2 separate regions of the Homo sapiens genome follow, and region 1 is linked to region 2. The links are chromatin contacts, found by Hi-C or POLR2A ChIA-PET in ENCODE. All regions are on one chromosome and are shown on one strand. The core of a region is the stretch at or near the end of the contact, and the rest is flanking DNA. Distances in the headings are between cores, read along the strand shown.

The links. Hi-C counts contacts between places; a loop is a spot of excess contacts on that map. ChIA-PET counts read pairs that join two places held with the same protein, here RNA polymerase II (POLR2A). Pooled maps may share reads with other maps.
Region 1: a loop to region 2 is called in a map of naive thymus-derived CD4-positive, alpha-beta T cell, with 14 times the contacts of the local background. The contact joins the promoter of SNAPIN here to the promoter of LTAP1 in region 2. A Hi-C loop is called at or near these places in 1 of 168 maps with a recorded cell type or tissue (naive thymus-derived CD4-positive, alpha-beta T cell), 5 of 37 single-sample maps with no recorded cell type and 12 of 50 pooled maps. POLR2A ChIA-PET finds 5 or more read pairs at or near these places in 2 of 52 experiments (GM12878 and activated CD4-positive, alpha-beta T cell).

What each region holds. Positions count from the first base shown.
Region 1 is chr1:153,654,830-153,661,183 of GRCh38, forward strand. It overlaps SNAPIN (SNAP associated protein), which reads left to right and starts at 3,874. Exons shown (of 4, transcript NM_012437.6): 1 at 3,874-4,057; 2 at 4,309-4,355; 3 at 4,619-4,737. The coding sequence starts at 3,915. RefSeq lists an enhancer at 3,640-3,719.
Region 2 is chr1:154,215,697-154,222,832 of GRCh38, forward strand. It overlaps LTAP1 (lipid transport auxiliary protein 1), which reads right to left and starts at 4,894. Exons shown (of 7, transcript NM_001098616.3): 1 at 4,646-4,894; 2 at 4,140-4,241. The coding sequence starts at 4,711. It overlaps UBAP2L (ubiquitin associated protein 2 like), which reads left to right and starts at 5,259. Exons shown (of 27, transcript NM_014847.4): 1 at 5,259-5,279. RefSeq lists enhancers at 4,267-5,014, 4,593-5,032, 5,015-5,762 and silencers at 4,353-4,422, 5,283-5,432.

The sequences.
Region 1 (6,354 bases), core at 2,624-5,123, 560 kb before region 2:
AAAAAATTATTTGTTGTTGCTGGGCACGGTGGCATACGCCTGTAATCCCATCACTTTGGGAGGCCAAGGCGGGTGGATCACCTGAGGTCAGGAGTTTGAGACCAGCCTGGCCAACATGGTAAAACTCCGTCTCTACTAAAAATACAAAAATTAGCCAGGCGTGGTGGCAGGCACCTGTAAGCCCAGCTACTCAGGAGGCTGAGGCAGGAGAATTGCTTGAACTCGGGAGGCAGAGGTTGCAGTGAGCCGAGATCGCGCGACTGCACTCCAGCCTGGGAAACAAGAGTGAAACTCCATCTAAAAAAAAAAAAAAAAGAGCCAGGCATGGGGGCGGGCGCATGTAATCCCAACTACTCGGGAAGTTGAGGCTGGAGAATTGCTTGAACCCGGAGGTGGAGGTTGCAGTGAGCTGAGATCATACCCCTGCACTTCAGCCCAGGCAACAAAGCAAGACTCTATCTCAAAAAAAAAAAAAAAAAAAAACTGTTGTTTATCTGAAATTCAAATTTACCTGGTGTCCCAAGTGTTTTGTTTATTCTGTTTGCTAAATCCGGCAATAGGGAGTATTTAATCTAAAGAATTGAAGAGGCACCTGAAAGGACAGTGGCCTAACACACAAGGGCTTCTTGTGCAAACAGTGGGCCATCAACCTCCAAGGCCCTCTCCCAGCCCAGGTCAACACCTGTTCTCTCTTTGCAGTACAAGCCTCAGAGATTTCAACACTTTTCCATTCCTCTTCAACACTGTCACTACTTTCTCCCCTGGGCTTCCTTTTCCCAAGGCCTGACTGTGAAGCAGGTTGCAGTTGCCTTGCCACTTACTCCCAAAATAAGCTCCTAGCCTCTCGCAAGAGCTTTACCTCTAATCACCAGAGAGGAAGATACAGGGATACAAACGTAATCAACGACAAAAAGTGTATAAGGTGGTTTTTGGTGTGTGTGTGTGTGAGACAGAGTCTTGCTCTTTCACCCAGGCTGGAGTGCAGTGGCATGATCACAGCTCACTGCAACCTCTACCTCCCAGGCTCAAGTGATCCTCCCACCTCAGCCTCTCGAGTAGCAGGAACTACAGGTGTGTGCCACCATGCCCAGTTATTTTTTTTATTAATTTTTTTGTAGAGATGGGAGTCTCCCTATGTTGCACAGGCCGGTCTTGAACTCCTGGCTTCAAGCAATCCTCCCGCCTCAGCCTCCCAAAGTGGTGGGATTACAGGCATGAGCCACCCCACCCAGTGTAAGTGTATAAGGTTTTAAAAGTTATCACAGTTGGGGCTGGGCTTGGTGGCTCACGCCTGTAATCCCAGCACTTTGGGAGGCCGAGGTGGGAGGACTGCTTGATGCAGGAGTTCAAGACCAGCCTGGGCAACATAGGGAGGCCTCGTCTCTACAAAAAATAATAATAAAAAAAAAGTTATCACAGTTGGGGTCTTAGGTTTAGAGCTGCTGACCACCAAATCTCACAGTGATTCAAATGCCTTATCTTCCTTTATTACTGAAGATGAAGCTCAAAGCTGAACGTTCTGGTGCCCATTTATCACTATGGATGCCTTTGCCTGTCCTCCAGGAGCATTTCTGCTCATACATCCTTCCCCATGGCCTAGGGAATTGGGAGCCACGGGAACACATTAGAGCCTAGGAGACAGATGTAAATTATCTGGAAAGCCATGAAAAACCAAACCGAACTAAACTAAGGAAGGAATCATTGTCTTCATAATTCTCAGGGAAAAAGAAAACCATGGAAGGGTGTCTTGAGGCCAGGAGTTCGAGAACAGCCTGGGCAACATAGGGAGACCCTGCCTGTACCAAAAAAATTTAAAAAATTAGCCAGGCATGGGGGCAGGTGACTGTAGTCCCAGTTACTTAGGAGGCTGAGGCAGGAGGATGGCTCGAGCCCAGAAGTTTGAGGTTACAGTGAGCTATGATAACATCACTGCACTCCAGCCTCAGCAACAGAGTGAGACCTTGTCTCTAAAAATGAAAGGAAAAATAAGTGAACTAAGGAAACTTTAAAATTTATTTTTATGGCCGGGCGCGGTGGCTCATGCCTGTAATCCTAGCACTTTGGAAGGCCGAGGCGGGTGGATCACGAGGTCAGGAGATCGAGACCATCCCGGCTAACGTGGTGAAACCCCATCTCTACTAAAAATACAAAAAATTAGCCGGGCGTGGTGGTGGGCGCCTGTAGTCCCAGCTACTCGGGAGGCTGAAGCAGGAGAATGGCATGAACCCGGGAGGCGGAGCTTGCAGTGAGCGAGATTGCACCACTGCACTCCAGCCTGGGTGACAGAGCAAGACTCGGTCTCAAAAAAAAATTTTTTTTAATTTTTATTTTTTGAGACAGGGTCTCACCCTGTCACCCAGGCTGAAGTGCATGCAGTGCCACGATCTTGGCTCACTGTAGCCTCAACTTCCTAGGCTCAAGGTCCTCCTACTTCAGCCTCCCAAGTAGCGGGGACCACAGCTGTGAGCCACCATGCCTGGCTAATTTTTTTTTTTTTTTTTTTTTTTGAGATGGAGTCTCGCTCTGTCGCCCAGGCTGGAGTGCAGTGGCGCGATCAGGGCTCACTGCAAGCTCTGCCTCCCGGGTTCACGCCATTCTCCTGCCTCAGCCTCCCGAGTAGCTGGGACTACAGGAGTCCGCCACTGCGCCCGGCTAATTGTTTGTATTTTTAGTAGAGATGGGGTTTCACCGTGGTCTCGATGTCCTGACCTCGTGATCCACCCGCCTCGGCCTCCCAAAGTGCTGGGATTACAGGCGTGAGCCACTGCGCCTGGCCGCCTGGCTAATTTTTTATTTCCTGTAGAGACAGAGTCTCACTAGGTTTGTTGCCCAGACTGATCTCGAACTCCTGGGCTCAGGTGATCCTCCCGCCTCAGCCTCCCAAAGTGCTGGGATTACAGGAGTGAGCCACCATGCCCTGCCTGCATGTTTATATTATTCAGCCTTAAAAAGGAATGAAATTCGGATACATGCAGTTTTTTACATATTTAATGCCATTAAAAATATACTCTTTAGAAATAGACCAGGCGTGGTGGCTCACGTCTGTAATCCCAGCACTTTAGGAGGCTGAGTTGGGAGGATCACCTGAGCCCAGGAGTTCGAGACCAGTCTGGGCAACAAACATAGTGAGACCTCTTCTCTACAGAAAATGAAAAATTAGTCAGGCATGGTGGCTAACACCTGTGGTCCCTGCTACTTGGGAGACTGAAGCAGGAGGACCTCTTGACCCCAGGAGGTGAAGGCTACAGTGAGCCAAGACGGTGGCACTGCACTCCAGCCTAGGCGACAGAGAGAGACCTTGTCTTAAAAACAACCAACCACAATAAACTCTTTAGAAATAGAAAACGATACTATGAATATAATGTGGCTTTCTCATAAAGTGTTTTTGTTTTTGGTTTGTTTTTGTTTGGTTTGGGTTGCTTTTTTTTTTTTTTTTTTTTTTTTTGAGGCGGAGTCTCTCTGTTGCCCAGACTGGAGTGCAGTGGCGCGATCTCGGCTCACTGCAATCTCCGCCTCCCGGGTTCAAGCGGTTCTCCTGCCTCAGTCTCCCAAGTAGCTGGGTGCCCGCCACCATGCCCGGCTATCTCATAAAGTTAACATGGGAAGGCTATGGACAACTGCAGGTATTCGCGTTTATTTTCACCTTTAAAGAAAACGAAAAGTATCCACTCCAAAAACTGGTTCCTTTCTACAACCTGAACTTTGGAGATTTTCAAGACCAGCCACAAGGCCTCTACTCCTACGGCCTGGCCCTCCTCCCCGCCCGGTTCGCGCTAGACTCCATTTCCCAGAAACCCCGGTGTCTTGGTGGAGACAGCATTTCCCGGGCGCCCCCTCACGGGGCGGGGCAGTGCGGCGCGGCTCCGGTTCCCGGCGGCCCTCGCGGCAGGTTTCGGGCTTCAGGACAATTCGTGATGGCGGGGGCTGGTTCCGCCGCTGTATCGGGGGCAGGGACCCCGGTGGCGGGGCCCACAGGCCGCGACCTTTTCGCCGAAGGGCTGCTGGAGTTCCTGCGACCCGCTGTGCAGCAGCTCGACTCTCACGTACACGCCGTCAGGTGCCCGGGAGGGAAGTTGGGGGCGGGGCCTGTCTCTCTGGCTTTGTAGGGGCGGGGCCAAGAAAGTGTTCTGGCTGGGAGTGGGCATAAATTTAGGAAACTGATTCGAGGCGGGGAGGACAGGCGGGAAGGCCGCAGGTGGAGGGTTCAGCGGAGGCCGGCTTCTCTCAGTACTTGGTAAATACGTAGGGGAGTTCGTTTCCTGAGCTCCGGTAACTGCCTGACCTTGTAGGCCTTGTACCTCTTTGCAGAGAGAGCCAGGTAGAGCTCCGGGAACAAATTGACAACCTAGCCACAGGTGAGTGAGCATCCCTGTGTACCCGGAATTCTTCAGCCCACTTTCAGGACCTTAGGTTTTTGCCAACCCCTGGGCTGAGTTTCTGTCACTTGCTTCCAGGGCATCAGGGCTGCCAAAGGACTCCTCCTTTCAGGGATGTCTTAAATCTCTAATGGCTGTGGCCCGTTTGGGTGCAAGTGTTTTCCATCCCATTACCAGCCTGCTTTCCCTCAGAACAAGAGATAAGCCGTTAGATCTTAGCTGCACCTTACTTCCATCCCCAGAACTGTGCCGCATAAATGAGGATCAGAAGGTGGCCCTGGATCTTGACCCCTATGTTAAGAAGCTACTTAATGCCCGGCGACGCGTTGTCTTGGTTAACAACATTCTACAGAATGCTCAGGTAAAAGAATATCTTACCAACAGTGATTCTTTGCCCTTTTTTGTAAGTCCTCAACACAGTGAAAGCCACTGTAATTTTAAAATTCTTTGGGGAAAGGGAAATTCACTTCTCCCAGTACTTGAAAAATACCTAGGAAAATTCGTCTCATTCTCACTATTCAGTTGCTGCCATTTACATTCTTGTGTGTGTGTGTGTGACAGTCTCCCTCTGTCACCCAGGCTGGAGTGCGGTGGCTCAATCTCAGCTCGCTGCAACCTCCGCCCCCTGGGCTCAAGCAATTCTGCCTCCGCCTCCCGAGTAACTAGGACTACAAGCGTGCACAACGCCCAGCTAATTTTTGTATTTTTTTGTAGAAGTAGGGTTTCTCCATGTTGCCCAGGCTGGTCTGGAACTCCTGGGCTCAAGTGAGCTTCCCACCTTGGCCACCCGAAGTGCTGAGACTACAGGAGTGAACCACCACACCTGGCTATTTATTTTTATGATACAAGGTCTATCACCCAGGATGGAGTGCAGTGGCATGATAAAGGCTCACTGCAGCCTCTACCTCCCAGGCTCAAGCGATCCATCCACCTCAGCCTCCCAAGTAGCTGGGACTACAGGCATGCACCACCATGTCCAGCTAATTTTTGTATTTTTTCTAGAGACAGGGTTTCACCATGTTACCCAGGCTGGTCCCAAACTCCTGCATGCGAGTGATCCACCTGCCTGGGCCTCCCAAAACGCTGGGATTACAGGCGTGAGCCACTGCACCCGGCCTGCCTGGCCTTTTTTTTTTTTTTTTTAAATAAAAAGACAGGATCGGCTGGGCGCGGTGGCTCTTGCCTGTAATCCCAGCAGTTTGGGAGGCCGAGGTGGACAGGTCACCTGAGGTTGGGAGTTGGAGACCAGCCTGACCAACATAGAGAAACCCCGTCTCTACTAAAAATACAAAATTAGCTGGGCGTGGTAGCGCATGCCTGTAATCCCAGCTACTTGGGAGGCTGAGACAGAAGAATCACTTGAGCCCGGGGGACGGAGGTTGCGGTGAGCTGAGATCGCACCATTGCACTTCAGCCTGGGCAACAAGAGCGAAACTCCGTCTCGGGAAAAAAAAAAAAAAAAAAAAAAGACAGGCTATCACTATGGTGCCCAGGCTGTTCTCAAACTGGGCTCAAGTGATCTTCCTGCCACTTCCTCCTAAATGGTGCTGGGATAGGCATGAGCACCATGCCTGGCCTACATTTTTTTTTTTTTTTGAGATGGAGTTCTCCCTCTGTCACCCAGGCTAGAGTGCAGTGGCACGATCTCATTTCATTGCAACCTCCACCTCCCGGTTTCAAGCGATTCTCCTGCCTCAGATTACAAGCACCCGCCACCATGCCCAGCTAATTTTTTTGTATTTTTTAGTAGAGACGGGTTTTACCATGTTGGTCAGGCTGGTCTTGAACTCCTGACCTCAGGTAATCCACCCGCCTCAGCCTCCCAAAGTGCTGGGATTACAAGTGTGAGCCACCATGCCCGGCCTACATTCTTATATATACTTTTGAAGACTGACTTTGAGGTAGATCACGCCCGGTATTTTTCAGCACCTAGTTCACTTACACTCTCAAGCCTTTCACAGTGGTTAAGATTCCAAAC
Region 2 (7,136 bases), core at 3,644-6,143:
TTTTTACAAACTCCCATTGTGAAACATAAGATACACAAAATACAGGTAACATAGATGTACATTTTAAATAATTATAAAAAGCATAATAATGAACACCTATAACCAATATCCAGTTTATGCAATGGAACATTACCACTAACTTTCTTTTTTTTTTTTTTTGAGACGGAGTCTCGCTCTGTCGCCCAGGCTGGAGTGCAGTGGCGCAATCTCAGCTCACTGCAAGCTCCGCCTCCCGGGTTCACGCCATTCTCCTGCCTCAGCCTCCCGAGTAGCTGGGACTACAGGCGCCCGCCACCACGCCTGGCTAATTTTTTGTATTTTTAGTAGAGACGGGGTTTCACCTTGTTAGCCAGGTTGGTCTCGATCTGCTGACCTCATGATCCACCCGCCTCGGCCTCCCAAAGTGCTGGGATTACAGGCGTGAGCCACCGCGCCCGGCCCTACCACTAACTTTCAAGTCTTGTGTGCCCATCCCTCATTGAATGCTCCGCACCCCAAACCTTAACTTGTCAATAGTCCTCATACACTTCTTCACTGTTTTATCGTGTCACCCTAAAAAAGATGCTTAGCTTTGCCTGGTTTTCAACTTGATACAAATGGAAAAATACTTTAAGAATCCCTCTGCAACTTGTTTAAAAAAAAAATTTTTTTTTTTTGAGACAGGGTCACACTCTGTCACCCAGGCTGGAGTGCAATGGCACAATCTCAGCTCACTATAACCTCCACCTCCTGAGCTCAGATGATCCTCCTGCCTTAGCCTCCTGAGTAGCTGGGGTTACAGGCACACACCACCATGCATGGCTAATTATTAAACATTTTTTTTTTTTGAGATGGAGTCTTGCTCTGTCACCCAGACTGGAGTACAGTGGCATGATCTTGGCTCATTGCAACCTCTGCCTGCTGGGTTCAAGCAATTCTCCTTGCCCTCCTGCCTCAGCCTCCCAAGTAGCTGGGACTACAGGCGCATGCCACCATGCCCAGCTAATTTTTTGTATTTTTCGTAGAGATGGGGTCTCACCATGCTCGCCAGGCTGGTCTCAAACTCCTGACCTTGTGATCTTCTCATGTGGGCCTCCCAAAGTGCTGGGATTACAGGCGTGAACCACCGCGCCTGGCCCATTTTTAAACTTTTTATAGAGACAGGGTTTCCCCATATTGCCTACGCTGGTCTCGAACTCCTGAGCTGACGTGATCAGCCTGCCTCGGCCTCCCAAAGTGCTAGGATTACAGGTGTAAACCACCTCGCCTGGCCTTAAATTTTTTTTTTTTTTGATACAGAGACTCACTCTGTCACCCAGGCTGGAGTGCAATGGTGTGATCTCTGCTCACTGCAACCTCCGCCGGGGCTCAAGTGATTCTCCTGCCTCAGCCTCCTGAGTAGCTGGGATTACAGGCACACACCGCCACGCCCAGCTAATTTTTTTGCATTTTTAGTACAGTCGGGGTTTCACCGTGTTGGCCAGGCTGGTCTTGAACTCCTGACCTCAGGTGATCCACCTGCCTCAGCCTCCCAAAGTGCTGGGATTACAGGCGTTAGCCACCGCACCCAGCAAAATTTTTCAAATATACTTTATTGAGGTTGAATTTACATACAATAAATGCATTCATTTTATGTATATAAATTGATGAGTTTGACAAATGAACATACCCCCTTCACCACCACGTCAATCAAAGTAAAGAATATTTTCATCACCTGGAAATCTCCCCTCTCCCAGCCCAGGCAACATGATGTACTCTTTTACAGTTCTGCCTGTTCTAGAATTTCATATAAATGGGGTGGAAGCACATGGTACATATTCTCTTGTGAACGGCATTTTGGCTTTCTTCACTCAGCATGGTTTTTTTGTTTTTGGTGAGACAGAGTCTCGCTCTGTCACCCAGGCTGGAGTGCAGTGGTTTGATCTCAGCTTACTACAACCTCTGCCACCTGGGTTCAAGGGATTCTCCTACCTCAGCGTCCCGAGTAGTTAGGATTTTTTTCTTGTATTTTTAGTAGAGATTGGGTTTCACCATGTTGGCTGGTCTGGTCTCGAACTCCTGACCTCAAGTGTTATCTGCCCAACTCGGCCTCCCTAAGTGCTGGGATTACCGGCATGAGCTACCATGCCCGGCCCACTCAGCATGTTTTTGAGATTCATGTTTGCAATTTTTTTCATTCAGAAGTATTTTGAGGACTTGTCTTCATATATTTATCTTCAGTTTTTCATTTTTTACACTATTCCAGAATATGAATATACCACTACCTATTTTTTAGAAACAAGGTCTTGCTCTTGCCCATGCTGGAGTGCATCAGTGCAATCATAGCTCACTGCAGTCTGTAACTCCTGGGCTCACATGATCTTCTGGCCTCAGCCTCCCAAAGTGCTAGGACTACAGGTATGAGCCACTGCACTCAGCCTATATAATAATTGAAAAGTGGACATTTGAATTAAGTTTCTTCTTCAAATATTATGAACAATGCCCCTATAAATAATCTTGCACATGTTTCTTGGTACACATGAGCAAAACTTAATTTCTCTATGGTAGGAGAGAAACTGTTGGACCATGGATTAGGTACATGTGCAATCTTACCAGACAATGACCAGTTATTTTCCAAAGTGGTTTTACTAATTTATACTTTCACTAGCAATGGTTGAGAATTTAGAAAAAATTTTTAAGCAAAAGGAATATTGCTCTGAACTAGACCAAGGGACCCCTGAATAGCCAAAGTATTGATTGGTTCATGATGTGCTAGAAACTAACCCTATGTCTTTCTCATGAGGCAGGCAGGACTGTTAAGGTTTCAAGCCAGGACATCCTCCTAGAGCCTTTTCATGTACTATGTCAGCAAAGAACAAAGAGGGGAAGGTTAATAGCACTTGTTAATGAAAGTACAGTGCTCTAGGAGTTGAGGGAGTCATGAGCTCTAGCTCTACAACTAACCTGTTTTTCATTCAGCAACAAATTACAGAGTACCTGCTATGTGTAGGCCCTGGCACTAACCTGTTTTTCATTCAACAAGAAATTACTGAGTACCTACTATGTGTAGGTCCTGGCTTTATAGTCGTGAACAAAACTGGCATGGTGCCTGCATTCTTGAAGCTTACGGTCTAGCGGAAGAGAGAGGCATGTTTTAAACAAATGGACAAACATAAAAATTATGGTAAATGCTATGAAGGAAAAATCAGGGTACCATGTGAAAATAAAGAGAGGGGGAACCTACTTTAAAATAGGTAATAAGCATTCCTTTTTTGGAAGTAACATTTAAGCTAAGATCAAAAGAATGAATGAGCTAGCCAATTGAAGACCATTCCAGATCACAGGAGCAAAAAGGGTGGAAAATTCAGCCAGTGGAGCTGGGTCCCAGTGATCTGGGGAGAGCCACACAAAAGGGGGTTGGTAAGGGAAGCAGGTGTCTTTTACTTAGAAGCGAAAGACTAAAGAAGCAGAATGAGAGTGGCAGTGGGATAGCAATAATTCTGATTCACAAATGTTGGGTTTGAGATGTCTACTACAAATCTAAGTGGAAATGTCAGGTAATCAGTTGGCAATATATGTAAGGAACTCAGGAAAGAGTTCTAGGATAGAGATAAAATTTCATCTGTAGCTAAAGCCAAGGAAAGGAAGACAGTCACCTAAGGAGAAAGTACAGACAAAGATAAAAGACCACTGGGTTATTCACTTCCTATACGTCTTCTGGTAAACTGCCTCCTTTTCTTGGGCTTCTTGGTAACATGAATGGTGGAATTAGATGATTTATGGAGCTCCTCTTAAGTCTAAAATTATGTAAAGGTAACCCTTCTCATTGCTCTTGGGTTAACCTTAATGATCTCAACCCCATCCTAATCAAACAAAAAACACTGGGTAGTTTAAGATGAGCTGGGAAATATTTTACTACAAACAGTTGGGAACTTCGACCCAAGCCCTTCATTCTGCAGATACAAAAACAGAAGTTCCAGGATGAGCCACATGCTTGCCACAGCACTGAGCAGGTAAGCCAAGTTCCAAAGCGCACAGTGCCTGCTCAACTTAGTAAGTACAAGGACAAGTGCACGCAAAGAAACATGAGAATTAAAGTCATCACTAAAGGCAGAGGAAATCTCATTCTTGACCCTAAAAGATCTGGAGAAGTATGTTTAACTTGTGCCCTAAGGACCTACCTTGGGGGCATTGTGTCCCACAGGGACATGAGGTCCCCTTCGAGATTTCATTGCAAAGCGCATGATTTGCCTCTTCACAAAAATAAATAGCAGTACAAACACCTGTCCAAAAAGATGTAAAAATCCTTTAATAAAAAGTCAGTTTTGTTTTGTTTTTTTTTTAAAAAAGCATGCCTTCATTCCAAATCCCCAGATTCCGGCTCTCAGGAATGTTTCAGGGTAAAACTTGGGGCAAAGCAAGGCCGTTATGATGGGGGTGGATCTAAGAAGCCAGCAGCAGGGAGGCGTGGGGTCTGTGCTCTAGCGTTAAAGGGAGGGTTCTAGACTAACGAGGGCGGGTCGGCCCGACTAAGTGACTTAAACTCCCACCTACTCCTGGAATAAGGAGTCAAAGCCCGGATAGGCGCAGGTGAGTGGGTGGAGAATGCAGACGGGGTACAGCTCAAAAGGAGGGTCTCTACTGGGTAAGATGCGACAGCAGGAATGGGGTGGGGTAATCTCCTCACCAGGCTCCCGTAGGCCATCACCAGCACGACATTCACCCCGGAGAGCCAGTTACTGCCGGACGCCATGGCCTCCCTACCTCGCGCAGAATTGTTCGGGTTTACCCCGCTGTCCTGGCTGGTCAGCCCAGGCTCCGCCGAAGCGACGGCGCCTGGGTCCCCTGGAGCTCCCCGGCCATTTCCTTACGGGGGAAGACCAAGCCAGACCCGGCCTGAAAACATGGCGGACAGGCAGGAGAGCTGGGAAAGGAGAACGACGCCTTCCAGCTTCCCCCTGACACGTGACTCAGGCAGGCAATGGCACCCAGGAGCGTCGAGCGCTCAGACGCGGAACTACGACAGTAAGAGGAAGCGGCGGCCATCCGTGCGTCACGTGGTGGAGGCAGGGCCGCCGTGAAGGAGGCGGGGTGGACTCGCGGAGCCGGAAAGAGGTGTCTCGTGGCGAGGCGGCACGCGCACGCTTGCGTGCGCGCCCCTTTTAGCGTCACGCGCTGAGGGACGCAGGAAGGCAAGTGGGCGGGGGAAGGCGCGAGAGCGAGCGCGAGAGGGAAAAGGAGGGAGGGGGTGGGGAAGAGGGAATCTTATATCACGTGACAGGGGCGGCGCGGCCCGGGGTGTCAGTGTGGAGGAGACTGAGGTAAAGTTGGGAGCGCAGCGGCGTTGGCGGCGGCGGCGGCGGCAGCGGCAGCGCGGCGGGGCCGGGTATTGTCCGCGGCCCCTTTAAATCCGCGATCCCCCTTTTACCCTCCCTCTTTTCTCCCCTGCCCCCGCCGTATCCCCTCCCTCGGTAGGCCCCCCCACACCGTGTGTTCCCCCACTGTACACCCCCCCCCGAGTCATGCGAGCCCTGGCGCCCCCCACCTCGAGTCGGCCCCCGGAGGTTTTGTTTATGGTTGGGTTCGCGGCCTAGTGGGCCGCGCCAGAGCCGGGGCCTCGATTTGGGAGCGTGGCCGGGGCGGGGCTTGGAGCAGCCGTAGGAAGGGGGGGCCATGCGGCTAGAGCCTGAGAGGGGAGAGCGAGAAAGAGCGCGAGCGAGCGAGGCCTGGGCCTTGCCTGAGGTAGGGCTCTCTCTTCACCCCGGCCGGTGCCTGCGGAGGAGAGGGCCTCCTCCCTTTCCACCCACTGCGGGCCTCCTCTGATCCGGATCCGGCCTGGTTTGGGGGTGGCGTGGGGGAGGGAGGGCGATGGGGTGGAGCTCCCCCAAACTCCCCCATGTGGCCCTCAGTTTGGTGTGCGAAGGATTAATTTGTTCCGGCTGGGAGGTAGGGAGGAGATTGGCCCCGTGGGCTCTCGATGTGGCGCTGAGGGGGGTGAGCCTCCCATCCTCCACCCGTGGGCTTGCGTCCCCTCTCCGTTTCCAGGCTCTTTGTCAGCTCCTCTTATTACCCTCCCTTCTTTCTCACCAACCCAGTTCTTGGAATATGTTTTTGCTGCTGTCTTTAGCTTCCTGTTTATACTGTAGTTTGGGTACCCCAAACAATTGTGTTATTTGGGAAGCTGGACATGGAGGCCCCCATAGGGTGTATTTACGCTTAAGGGACGTCACTAGAGCACTGGGGTATTTGTTCACTCTTCTCATAATGGTACAGGAATGCCCAGTTTCTTCAAACCCTTAACCTTGTGGACAGCCCTTAAATTGCTTTGCAAACTGATGTCACAAACTGGAGACTGCTCCTTTTCCACCATTCTTGAAATGTAGCCACCTCTGGTGTAGGATGTTGTGGAAAGAAAAACACCACAGTAACAGGCGTTTTTGTTATTATTGTTAACGTTTTTGCCTTTGACTCTCCCTGATTATTAAATGGAGAAATCCTTTTTTTTTGTCTTCTCTCCCATCCTACCTTCCTCCGCCGCATATCCTGTTTTGGGGATACCTGATGTGACTTGCTGGGAGGTGATGGACATTACTAGTAACCAGCGTTTCTAGAGAATTAAAACATTTTGGCTGTGTATCAGTTGATAAAACTGCTTTGAGATCTGTCTCCATTGTACTTAAAGATTAGACTATCCCAATGATTACAGAGAATTAAAACATTTTGGCTGTGTATCAGTTGATAAAACTGCTTTGAGATCTGACACCATTGTCCTTAAAGATTAGACTATCTCAATGATTGTTTCCTTTGTGAATGGGAAATATTGCTGGCACATAAACTAGTGATGAAAGGCCTAAAAATGTCCTGTTTTGTTTTTCATCTTTAAAGCTCCTCCTTGCTATGTCCTAACTGGGAAGTACTCTTACTAACTAGATATCAAGGTGGTGGGGAAGGGGATGCAGGGGCCATTTCAACAAAGCATCTACAGAAATTAGTTGTTCTGTTAGAGGTAGCAAATTTTACCCAACTCAGTCTAGCTTCAGTTTCTGAATTGTTTCTTAAATTAGATTGTAAGCTCCCTGAGGGCAGCTACTAAGTCATACTGCTTTTGTATTTTCCTGAAGTATTGGACACATAGTAGATTCTCAATAAATATTTGTTATTTAGTTTTTTCAGTGAAA